Linked DNA regions of Homo sapiens: regions 2, 3 and 4 are each linked to region 1. A link is a contact called in ENCODE Hi-C or POLR2A ChIA-PET data. All regions are on one chromosome and are shown on one strand. The core of a region is the stretch at or near the end of the contact, and the rest is flanking DNA. Distances in the headings are between cores, read along the strand shown.

Region 1 (2,700 bases), core at 58-2,557:
ACTTTTAAAATGTTGCTTTAAATCAATCTATTCCAGAAATTGTAAGCAACATAAAACGTAAAGCAAGGGAAGTGAGTATGAAATAGCAACTGTTACAAAAACTGCCTACTATAATCAATATTCTTGTGCAATGCAGTATGCTGAGCGTGGGAGCCCCATAACAATCACTTGCCTCCATGGTCTTTGGCAAATAGATATTACTTTATTTTTTATTTTCGAGACAAGGTCTTGCACTATCGCCCAAGCTGGGGTGCAGCAGCGAGATCTAGCTCACCGCAGCCTCCACCTCCTGGGCTCAAGCCATCCTCCCACTTCAGCCTCGGGAGTAGCTGGGACTACAGGCGCGCCACCAAACCTGGCTAATTTTTGTATTTTTGGTAGAGACGGGGTATCGCCATGTTGCCCTTGCCCTCGAACTCCTGACCTCAAGTGATCGGCCCACTGGACCTCCCCAAGTGCTGAGATTACAGGCGTGAGCCACCGTGCCCGGCCTCCAAATAGTTAAGACTTTAAACTTAGAAACCCTATTCACAACACAAACTCCGAGTGAAGCTCAGTGGCATTTTCTTACAGGAAGAAATACAGGAGTTAATCAACAGGTATGTGGGATGTTCCCACATCAAATCCTAAAGATAAAATTTTAACTCAGTTCCTCCTGCACTATCTGATTCTCCCCAACCTTGTCTCGCAGAAACCACAGCGCAGCCTGAAAACACGCCCCGTCTAGATTCAACACCTCATTTAGAAATTCAATTTCTCGTTGCTAGTTGGATAGCGTTTGCCAAGTAATTTGAAAAAATAAAAATAAACCAAGTGGTCTGGGATTTAAACAAGATAATGTAGGGTGAAAAAAGCACTCAGGTGCGGACAGCCATGGAGCGTGACTTCCTGTGCACTCTTTCCCCGCCAGCTCAACGCCAGAGCCGCGCGCTAGGCGGAGACTGTTGGTGGCGGAGGCCGGAGTCGCACGCCTACGAGACTGCGCGGACCCGCCCAAAAGGAAAATGGAAGTAGTGGCGTGAGGCTGCGACAGTGAAGGTTATTTTTCTCTTTTTAAAGGGCCGCTAGACCTCCCGTCTAAAGGAAGCGCCCGACGGGCCTCCGAAGTACACGCCCAGGCCCCCACAGCGCAGCCGCCCGACCGCCTCTCTTCACACCGGCCAGAGTCCACCCTCTCCCACTTTCCCCTCCCCTCCCCTCCCCGCCCCTTCCCTCCCCACCCCTTCGCCCCGCCAACCCTAGACCCGGCATGCGCTGCGCCGACCTTTTCCTTCCGAGCCGACCTCTCCACCTTCGGCGCCTCCCAATGACAAGCGGCGCGGAGCATTGTGGTCCCGTGCGCAAGAGCGAGGCCGAGGGCAGAAAAAGAAAGCAAAAGACTAGGGCGAGTCGGTAGAGCGGGCCCCGCGCATGCGCAAGGGCGGAGGCGGTGGTGAAAAAGGGTGGTGCGTGGTCTACGGCGAGCGGAGTGGGGCGGGGTCGCGCGCCTTGGCGGGGAGTCCGCGAGCCAGGAGGGGCGGGGGGTGAATGAAGGAGCGGGCGGAGGAGGAAGTGTCATGGCGTCGGGCCGTGGAGCTTCTTCTCGCTGGTTCTTTACTCGGGAACAGCTGGAGAACACGCCGAGCCGCCGCTGCGGAGTGGAGGCGGATAAAGAGCTCTCGTGCCGCCAGCAGGCGGCCAACCTCATCCAGGAGATGGGACAGCGTCTCAATGTGTATCCTTTTCTGTTCGCCGCCGCTCACGCCCTGTTTCCCTTGCCCGGTCGCCGGGCCTGGTGCCCCGCGAACATGGCGCCGCCGGCCTCGGCCTTCGCTGGGCCTCGGCGCCGCGGTCAGGGAAGTAATGTTCCGGCTCGGGCAGTCGCGAGGGGTCAGCAGAGGAAGGGAGGAGGAGATAGGACCCCAGGAATGCGGGCCAGGAGCCTGCGTTGTGTAATCTGTTTGGGGCAGCGCGTGGTGGTGGCGGCGGGGGTTGGGAGTGTGGCTCAGGCGAAAGAGGAATTTTAGGGATTATTGCAGAAAAGGGGCGGCTCCCTGGACTTGTCCCTGACCCCGAAGGGTTTGAGAGGTAGGAGGGTTAGCGATGCTGAAAGGCCTAAGTGTTTGCCGCAGCCTTTCCCGGCTCTCGTCGCCGGCTTGATGGCGGCTCTCTTCTACCTTGGGAGCGTACTGGAGTTCTTTATGTTCTTGGCGTGGTTTTGTATGGGTGTGTGCGCGCGCGTTTCAACTGTTTCATTTTGAGTTTAGTTAGTCGTAGCCATTGATAAATAGTTCCAGGGCCCTCAGCGCTGTTAGAGTGAAAAGATCAGCAGTTCTTATTCCCATTTATTTGGCGTCAAGCCTATTCTCTTCCTGCCGCCCCACCCCCCGCGGGCATTTATTTCTTTATTTCCAGTTTGGGGTTTGGATTTGAATGGGAGGTATTGGAAAAGAACCTGGGAATTTTCCATCAAAATTGTTCTGGGAATGAGATCTTGCTTTTGTCAGATATTTCCTAAATATTACGTTCCAGCTCTCAGCTTACAATAAACACTGCGATTGTTTATATGCACAGGTTTTATATGCACCATTCTTTCACCAAATTCAACAAAAATGTAAGTACTAGTTGTCTGTTTTTACTGTCCGCAAATTTGAGGGTAAATCGATACGCAGAAAAAAAGTTGGTCATTGCGTTGTTGGATTTAGTGTTCTGAATTAACGG
Region 2 (2,700 bases), core at 146-2,645, 1.1 Mb after region 1:
AAAGCTCCATTTCTTTTCGGTTGTAAAATGAGTCACCTTTTCTAAGAAGTGTTACATAAACCAGGTTTGGTTCATTTGAGCACGGTGTGGTATATAAGAAATAGAATTTGCTTTATTTTAAACCGTTTTTTTTTAACCAATTGGTAGTTGTTTAACAAAGCTTTTTAATATTTGATGTGAAGCAAAAACCAATGAAAGTCTATAAAAAATAATCCCAATATGATGACTCAGTAGCTCTCATTCTATTTGAAAGTGATCTGCACTTGGCAGGGGGTGGTGGGGGGAATGAAATCAGAAGGATTACAAGGGAGCTTCAATTAGATCTGTAACATCTTATTTTTTAAAATAAAAGAGAGCAAAAAGGCATAATACTAACATTTATTTAATCTGGGCACTATTAGATTATTTCCTTTGCTATTCTGCATGTTTGAAAAATTTTATTTTTCATCTAAAGAAATGTAGCCTTCAGCTCATTTTCCTCTCACCATATAGCTAACTTTACACTATATTCCTGCTCCCTACCCCCACTTTGGTTCCACAGATCTCTTCATCCCTTCTAGAAACAGTAGAATGTTTTGCATCTGTCTCTTTGGGGATTTCCACTTCAGCCTGACCAGTTTCGGTAAATGCTAACTCCATTTTTCCTTTCATCTCAGCCAGCACACTTTGTAGCGACTATTCACAGGTCTTCTGAGGGTGATATATCTGCGCCCCAGTGTCACAGCAGACACAAAATCTAGTAAAAATGAAATTTCAAGGGTGGCCTTGATCAGTATGAGTGTCAACACTAGGGACAGCAGTGGATAAGTGTGGGTAGAAGCATTGAGGGAGTGAGACAAAGGTGGAGATGAGGAAAATGTCACAAAAGGGCAGAGGCTGACAGTGGGGGCACTTGGCAGCCAGTTTCAGGTCTACCCCTGTTGCCTCGGAGATGGGAAGGCAAGTAGGAGGCAATGTGTTGATTGTATAAGAGCTTGTCAGATGACTTGTTAGCCCAGCTGGCCATCTACCTGATGCTGACTTGGGTCAACATGCAACTAGAACTTGGTTTCTGTAGAGGAATAAGGTCCCCTGAGTTGCAAGACTGTAGGAATAGCTCTACCGTGCTGGCAAATCTGTAACTAGCAATGAGTCCAGTGGGTCCTACCAAATGCTTATCGACTAATTAGATGACTGATTTAGTCTGTTTTGTACAGCTACAAAAGAAATACCACAGATTGGGTGATTCATAATGAATAGATATTTATTGGCTTTTGGTTCTAGGGGCTGAAAATTCCATTATTGAGGGGCTGGCATCCGGTAAGGGCCTTCTTGCTGCATTATCCATGGTGAAAGGGCAAAGAGAGGGAGGCAGTGAGGGAGGGAAGGATAGAGAGAGAAAGAAAGAGGAAGATGTGCAAAATAGAGCTGAACTTCTCCTTTTATAAGGAACCTACTCCCATGACAATGGCACTAATTCATTCAGGAGGGCAGAGCCCTCATGGCCTAATCCCCTCTTAAAGCACCCACCTCTTAATACTGTTACAATTGCAATTAAATTTTAACATGAGTTTTGGAGGGGACAAATGTTCAAACTATAGCAATGACCATTGTCAGTGCTGATGCCACCCATAAATACTAAAATTGATAGTAGCATTTTAGTATATATAGACTTATTTATGTCCCTGTTTCCCCTGTTGCACAGACTGACTAGGGGCTGTGCTCCCTGGCTGAAATGTTAGGACCTGTGGAAGCATGCTTTAAAGCTTGTCTTTCCCCCTTCACCAGATCAGTTTTCCATTGAGTTCTCATGGTGAATCCTTTTTAAAATGTAAGGTCCTGAAAGAAAGAATCCATGTGTTCTCAAGTTCTTGTATGCCCTGCCAGGACCTGTGGGCTTTCAACAAAAGTCATTTGAGGAGTTCCATTAGGTTGGCAGATACAAAAAACAGCTGTGCTTTCCAGAGAGAGAAATCTATGACTGCTGAAATCTGCTATCTTTGACTCTGCCTTTGCCTTTTATCTTTTCCTTTAGATAACAGGCTTTACTGTTTTGCATTTTACAGTCATATAAACTAATTCAGGATCACCCTTTGGCTGTTTTGCCATCTCAATGCACTCAATTTGAGTTGCTCCCTTAAAATAGCTGGCTTCCAATTCTTTAATCATGAATTCCAAATGACATCTTAAACTTGCTTGAGAAAAAGTTGAAAAGGACATTTTTGGAAATGTACAAATTGTTACTTATTGATTTACTTTTATTCAATAAAAATATGAGAGGCCGTGCCTTGGCTGATCCTGATCAGTTGCTTACCCATCTCTCTCTCTTCCTCAGTTTCTTTCTATGCAAAATAGAGCCAGTAATGGTACTTATAGCTTGCCATAGAGATTAAAGGTTTAACATAAAACACTTTCCCTTAAGAATATGACCATCTAGTTGGGGAGATGTTGACTATAAATAGATGTTAAATAAGGAAACAAAGCTGAGTTGCTAAGTGAGTATATGGATGGCAAATGCTCTGGAGCAGTTAGCCCTTCTCTCTAGCTGAGTAATGATTTCTCCATGAAGTCCTGTCCTTGTTCTACTGTCAGACTAGGTGGAGCCTCCTGCAGAGCTTCCACTGGCTGGCTGGACTCCCAGCTCATCCAAAGACCCCACCTGTTCCCAGTTCTGCCTAAGCAGCAGCATTCCTGGCCAAGCCCTGAGCTTCAAGGCTGATG
Region 3 (2,700 bases), core at 54-2,553, 1.5 Mb after region 1:
ATATCCTCACATTCTAAACAGAGGCACCAAACTCTCTACATGCAGGACCTGCTAAAAGAACATCCCCATGGAATCTAGCCCATCACCACCTCCAGGTGATAAGTGAGAGAAGGGAAGAGTTGGAGAGAGATGGGAGAGTAAGAATTTCTTTTGGAGTGGGGGTTATTGGGTTCTTCCTTCCTACCTTAAACCAAGAGAGAAGGGTCTTTAAGATTGCCTCTAAGAAAAATGATGGTCTTTGCCAGAAGGAGATTGGCACATGTTTCTCCTTTAGGTACCACAACCCTGGGATGTCTTTTTCATGAATGATGCTTGTGTTTTTCTCTGAGATCTTGGATTCTGGATCTATGATTCCTATTTCACCTTTCTTTTTAAGATGACAACTGATTTAGACTCCTTTCCTGAAGTGTACACAGTAACCTAATTTCTCTTCCATGATATGGAACAATAGCTCCCTGTACGTGTATCACATCCACTGAAGACTTTTGCTTTATAAGTTTAGGTAGGCTATGCCAGATCTCTGGGGATAAGGGGCACTAGGCTTTTCCTCAACCCCAAGAACTCATTCTCAAATCCTTCTCCAATCAAAATGATATCCCCTTTTCCTCTGTCACTCCCTCATCCTTACTAAGCCATGCTTACTAGTGTCCCCACTGTTGATTCTTTCTCCAGTCCAAGGAAGGCCAAGAACATTTTCTCTCTGGTTCCAATTTGATCAGTAGTTGGTAGTGGGTGCCACAATGTTATAAAGAATTAGGTTTTTATAGGGGACACACTATGGTTATTCCTCACATCCATTCCAGCCCAGATGGATGAGTCTATCATCTCCTTCCCTGGGCCAGTGGCTAACTGAGGAAAGGGCAACAACCTGACTTTGAACACTGAGATGTCAGGAGAAGCCTGCTGGTGGTTTCTGGGAAAGTTCAGTTTTCTCCTACAGGTAGAGAAAGATTATCTCTCTGGACCTTGTCTTCCTGGATATGATTTCTGCTGTAGCCATCTTTCAATCAGGTTAAAGATGAAGCCAATTTTGAGGATGAAACAAGAGACAGATGGAGAGAAACCAGGTCCTTGATGACTTAATTTAGCCCCCAAATCAACTAACCCTAAAGTTCGCTCTTCTTCTGACCTTCCTAAATTCCTGTTACGCGAGACAGTGCATTTCCATGTTGTTTAACCCAATTTGAGTCGAGGTTTCTGTTGTGTGCAGCTGAAGTCAAACTAACTGATATAATGTCCCAAGTCATGTCGAATTGGTGGGAAAGGGTGCTGTGATCCATTAGCTATGTCTGTCAAAGGTGGGGGTTTCAACCTTTGCCAGCCTGTGCTCTTTAGTTCCTTATTTGCATCTTGTGCAGGGGTTATCTACGGGGTTTGTTTTGCTTTCATTACTACCCAGATTAGTGCTTTTAATGTGCAGACAGTGGTTATAACATAAAATACCCTTATTTGTATGTCTCAGTCTGTGCTTCAGCTTCCTGAGCTGCCCAACCCATTCTGCACCTCATTTCTTCTGTTCTTTTTGACTCCCCTGGTTACTAAAGTGTTGTTTATTCCATTCTTACGACTTTCTCACTTGCCTGATGCTGAGATTTAAAAATTCACCTGGAGATAGACCAGGAACACAGCACACTGCAGCCTATTTGAAGCATCAGATGGGTGGTGCTGACGATATCTTATATGAGGCTGATCTGGCCTGCTGTATGTGTGACCCCATCAATTGCTGGCTGATCCGAAGGGCTAGCGTCTCCTTCATCTGGTCTTCATTGAGCTGTGGACAGCCCTCCAAAAGCTGAATGCTCTGTCAAGAAGGATGCCCTTCCCAGACAGGAAGAGCTGTTCTTTGGTCAAAGGTATACAGGTGGTATACTGATGATGTGAAGAAACACAACTTTTGGGCTGACACTGTTCTATGAGCTTTTCTTAATTTCTGGAGTGTGCAAAGCATTATCTAGGTCTATAAACAAGAATAATAAGAGGAAACAATGGGGCTGCCATTTCCCAGCTCTCTTTTTTTTTCTTTTAAACTTGGAAACAAGCTGCAGGGTCTCAAATCCAGCGTTCCTTGTAAATTCTGAAAATAAAAATGGACGGTGCACACAGGTATGGCTTGTGGAAGAATTAATGGAACCCTCAGCAATAGACTCTCATTCTTTTTTTCTGTTTGCTAATTGATTAAAAATATGTATATGCATTGCAAAGCTCATGTATTGATCAAGAGAAGAGTGAAAAGGATAGCTTCTCTAATTAAGACTGATTGGAGCTGTGAAAGTTTAATTAATTGGATGCATGTCACTTCATTTCCATGTTATGTTGTGCACAGCACTCTGTTTTCATAATTACCGTGTTGTGTTGGGGTGGCGGGTGTCTCTCTAATTAACAGTCTGGGGGAAAAGTGATGTATGGTCCTGCTGAGCAGACAGAGTGGGTGGAAAGAGAGGACCCAACCAGAATCCACAGGCTCTGTCCCCGTGGCCTGATTCTCAACCATTTCCCTTACCCTTTGTTCAGTAAACGAGGTTTTGGTGGATGTTCCCAGAGACTGCTGTTTATGTATTTGTTCCTCAGGTTTCTCCATCAGGAGACAGGGAGGCTGGATGACACTTCCAGGGATTGGAAGGTGAAATGCCCACTGGTTGAGAACCACTCCAACAGCTTTCTCCTTAGAACCCCCAATATTCACTCCTCACTTGGCAACTA
Region 4 (2,700 bases), core at 13-2,512, 1.2 Mb after region 1:
ACCTGTCCTCATGGAGCTCACAAGGATCCAGACAAGTGCACCTGCACTTATAGTTCAACCTAAACCAAACGTGGAAGGCTTTCCAAAAGAGATGACCTCAAAACTAAGACAAAACAAGTAAATGGGAGTTAATGAGGTGAAGGGGGTAAAGTGAGGTGTTTTGCTTTTCCTTGCACTCATGGTATGAAGCATCTTCTGGCACTCTGTTTTGCATCAGCTTGTGTTGTTTCTATGCTCAATGTAGGCATGCTGTTTGTTACCTTTAAGGTGCTATAACTCTTTGAGAGCCAGAGAGTGTGGTACTTTTCCACTTATCCTTCTCAAGTTTTAGCACAGTATGGTATAGTTTGCAAGGAAGGAAAGTAGCATTTAAGGAGGGCCCATTGTGTGTCTGTCACTTTGTGTGCAAGAGGTAAAAGCTACTGTGTTACTGAAAGGAATGGGAAGCCATACAGTTAGGGCAGTGCCACAGGCTGGAAATCAGGATAGTGGTTGTATTTTTGTCTCCACTGCTGAGTGGGTGTGTGATTTTGGGTGAATCTCTAAACTTCCTCTGGGCCTGACCTGATTTCCTCATCAGTGGAATGAAGGTATTCCACTCCAGCATCTTCCAGCTCTGTCATCTACTTTTTCCTGTGGCCTTGCAGGCCATCTGGTTGTTGTTGAACTGGTGGGAAGACAACTGCAGAAGTTAGTTCAGGGGTTAAATCTGGAAACCCAATGTGGAAATGAAACCGCAGCCCTGAATACATTAAGTGCTGGGTTAGTTGGAGACTAAGGAAAGAAAGTCCCTGAGGAATGAGCCCATGTGAGCTTTAGCGCCTCTGTGCCCACTACCAGGAGCCCCCAGTGCAAGCTATCAGCCAGGGAGGAACAGTGTTTGCTCGGGCTTTGCTCTGTGGGCATGCAGAGCTTCCACCCGGCAGCATCTACACCTGCGGTCTTGTAACCTAGCTACAGAAATAGCAAGTATGTGCGCAGAAGGCAAGTTGATGAGCTAGACAGTGGGTACAGACACTTACAGCAGAACTTTGGTGCTGAAAACACCTAGTTCAGGACATCATGTACTAACTCAAGGGTGCCTCCCCCTTTTTGTCTCTCTTAAATTTTTCAAAACAGGAAGAAACTTTTCTTCAACTGCAGGCACCAATAACCTATGACCTTCTAGAGAGATCATTTTGGAAACCATCTAAGAAAGCTACCCTCACTGAGGGGATGCTAGTCACTCTTTTCCCCTCTCCCCACAACTCCCCACCCTCCTTTTTTTTTTGTAACTCTGGGCTTCTGGCAACAGTTTGGAAGGTTGGCACAAGGCCATCTGAAACCACAGTGGGGTGTTAGGTAATCTGTTCTCATTAAAATGCTGTTCTGTGGTTTAATTTTCAACGGTTTCTTTGCAGCTTGAAAACACACATACTATATTTTTTGAGGTAAGGAGAGATGGCTGTTACAGAGGCAAAAAGGCGGGAAGATGGGGTACCCCTAAGACACTTCCTGGTATGTTTCCAGAAAAGAAACAGCTGCTTTCATTCTAGAGGGGGCAAATTGAGCCTAAGGCAGCATTTAGGGAGCTTCCTGGACATAACTGACTCTAGGGACAAATGCTTCAAACACATCTGAAAACTCTCCAGATTGAAAGGATCAAATCATATGACCATTCCCCCACTTAGTCATTGAATTGAGCACTTTTATTGACTGTCTACCAAGTGCCAGGCACTGGGAGACATTTCAAATCACACCTGAGGACAGAGAGACAGAAACCACTGCCCAGCAGGAGATCACCACCAGGTGGTTGATGACAAATAGGGCGGTGCAGTACAGTGGGGTAAGCAAGCTGCTTGTTTCTTCTCATCCTCACCTTCATGGAATTCCCACCTTTTGAAGTGTATCAGTGAAGATAGCAAACTAAAGCCCAGGGTTATCATTTCTTTCTAAAAAAGAGAATTGCAACACATTCAAATGCTCTCATTGCCACAAAAAGGCCTTAAGGTTGCCAAGTTTTGAGTTCAAGCTTTAGATGAGTTGCATTCTGTCATGAGCAGCATAACCTCTGTAGGGGTGGTAGGGTGTAACCCCTTTCCTACCCATCATAAGGGTTACAGCCAATACTGCTATAACAAAAGACAGGTTAACAAGAGAAAAACATAGCAAATGTATTAATCAAAGTTTATATGACATAAAAGCCTTCAGAAATGAAGACTCAAAGACCCAGAGAAAGCTGTTTTTATGCTTAGGTTTAATGAAGAATGGACAGCGGGTAGAAATGTGATTGGAGAAAGGGTATGGTGTAATGGTGATAGACTGAGGGGGATATCCAGGGAGGCTGTCTGTTCAAATTCTTCTTGGCCTCTCTGTGCAGCATTCCCTCCTCCCAGGTATGGGGGCAGGACCCTCCGGAATGAAGGTCTTCAAAGGAGAAGGGAGAGAGTGACCTTTCTGGTTTTATGGCTTGCTTTAAGGGAGAGGGGTTCTATTTTCTATGATCTGCCGTGGGGAAGGAGAATTCTAGTTTGTATGGCTCACTTTGGGGGAGAAATGAAGAGAGGTGGAAGACAGGAGGGGAGAAGAAGGTCAGAAAGACTTTGCTTCTGAGGTCTTCCAATCTCCTTTAGTTCAAAGTACTCAGCGTGCCCAAGTGCCATGCTCTGGGTTGCTGCATTCTAAGTCCCAGCACCACTCACCAGCAAGACTAGGGTGCCA

What was found. Hi-C counts contacts between places; a loop is a spot of excess contacts on that map. ChIA-PET counts read pairs that join two places held with the same protein, here RNA polymerase II (POLR2A). Pooled maps may share reads with other maps.
Region 2: a map of naive thymus-derived CD4-positive, alpha-beta T cell shows a loop between it and region 1 (5-fold over the local background). The contact joins the enhancer-like site here to the promoter of CCNT2-AS1 in region 1. A Hi-C loop is called at or near these places in 2 of 168 maps with a recorded cell type or tissue (both naive thymus-derived CD4-positive, alpha-beta T cell), 1 of 37 single-sample maps with no recorded cell type and 7 of 50 pooled maps.
Region 3: a pooled map shows a loop between it and region 1 (6-fold over the local background). The contact joins the enhancer-like site here to the promoter of CCNT2-AS1 in region 1. A Hi-C loop is called at or near these places in 2 of 37 single-sample maps with no recorded cell type and 13 of 50 pooled maps.
Region 4: a loop to region 1 is called in a map of CD4-positive, alpha-beta memory T cell, with 31 times the contacts of the local background. The contact joins the enhancer-like site here to the promoter of CCNT2-AS1 in region 1. A Hi-C loop is called at or near these places in 1 of 168 maps with a recorded cell type or tissue (CD4-positive, alpha-beta memory T cell), 2 of 37 single-sample maps with no recorded cell type and 12 of 50 pooled maps. POLR2A ChIA-PET finds 5 or more read pairs at or near these places in 1 of 52 experiments (T-cell).

The regions. Positions count from the first base shown.
Region 1 is chr2:134,917,299-134,919,998 of GRCh38, forward strand. It overlaps CCNT2-AS1 (CCNT2 antisense RNA 1), which reads right to left and starts at 1,308. Exons shown (of 5, transcript NR_036549.1): 1 at 1,265-1,308. It overlaps CCNT2 (cyclin T2), which reads left to right and starts at 1,524. Exons shown (of 9, transcript NM_058241.3): 1 at 1,524-1,714; 2 at 2,512-2,593. The coding sequence starts at 1,557. RefSeq lists enhancers at 434-483, 493-1,166, 1,244-1,403, 1,554-1,823, 2,034-2,123 and a silencer at 1,164-1,233.
Region 2 is chr2:136,056,521-136,059,220 of GRCh38, forward strand. No RefSeq gene overlaps it. Among named protein-coding and RNA genes, the nearest start is that of CXCR4, 60 kb to the right of the region's middle. Within about 2 kb of position 1,396, at least 2 of the 41 ENCODE cell types and tissues checked have a DNase peak (open chromatin) inside an H3K27ac peak, as active enhancers do.
Region 3 is chr2:136,388,653-136,391,352 of GRCh38, forward strand. It overlaps the pseudogene RN7SKP141. Among named protein-coding and RNA genes, the nearest start is that of CXCR4, 270 kb to the left of the region's middle. Within about 2 kb of position 1,304, at least 2 of the 41 ENCODE cell types and tissues checked have a DNase peak (open chromatin) inside an H3K27ac peak, as active enhancers do.
Region 4 is chr2:136,135,374-136,138,073 of GRCh38, forward strand. No RefSeq gene overlaps it. Among named protein-coding and RNA genes, the nearest start is that of CXCR4, 19 kb to the left of the region's middle. RefSeq lists an enhancer at 1,255-1,304. Within about 2 kb of position 1,263, at least 16 of the 41 ENCODE cell types and tissues checked have a DNase peak (open chromatin) inside an H3K27ac peak, as active enhancers do.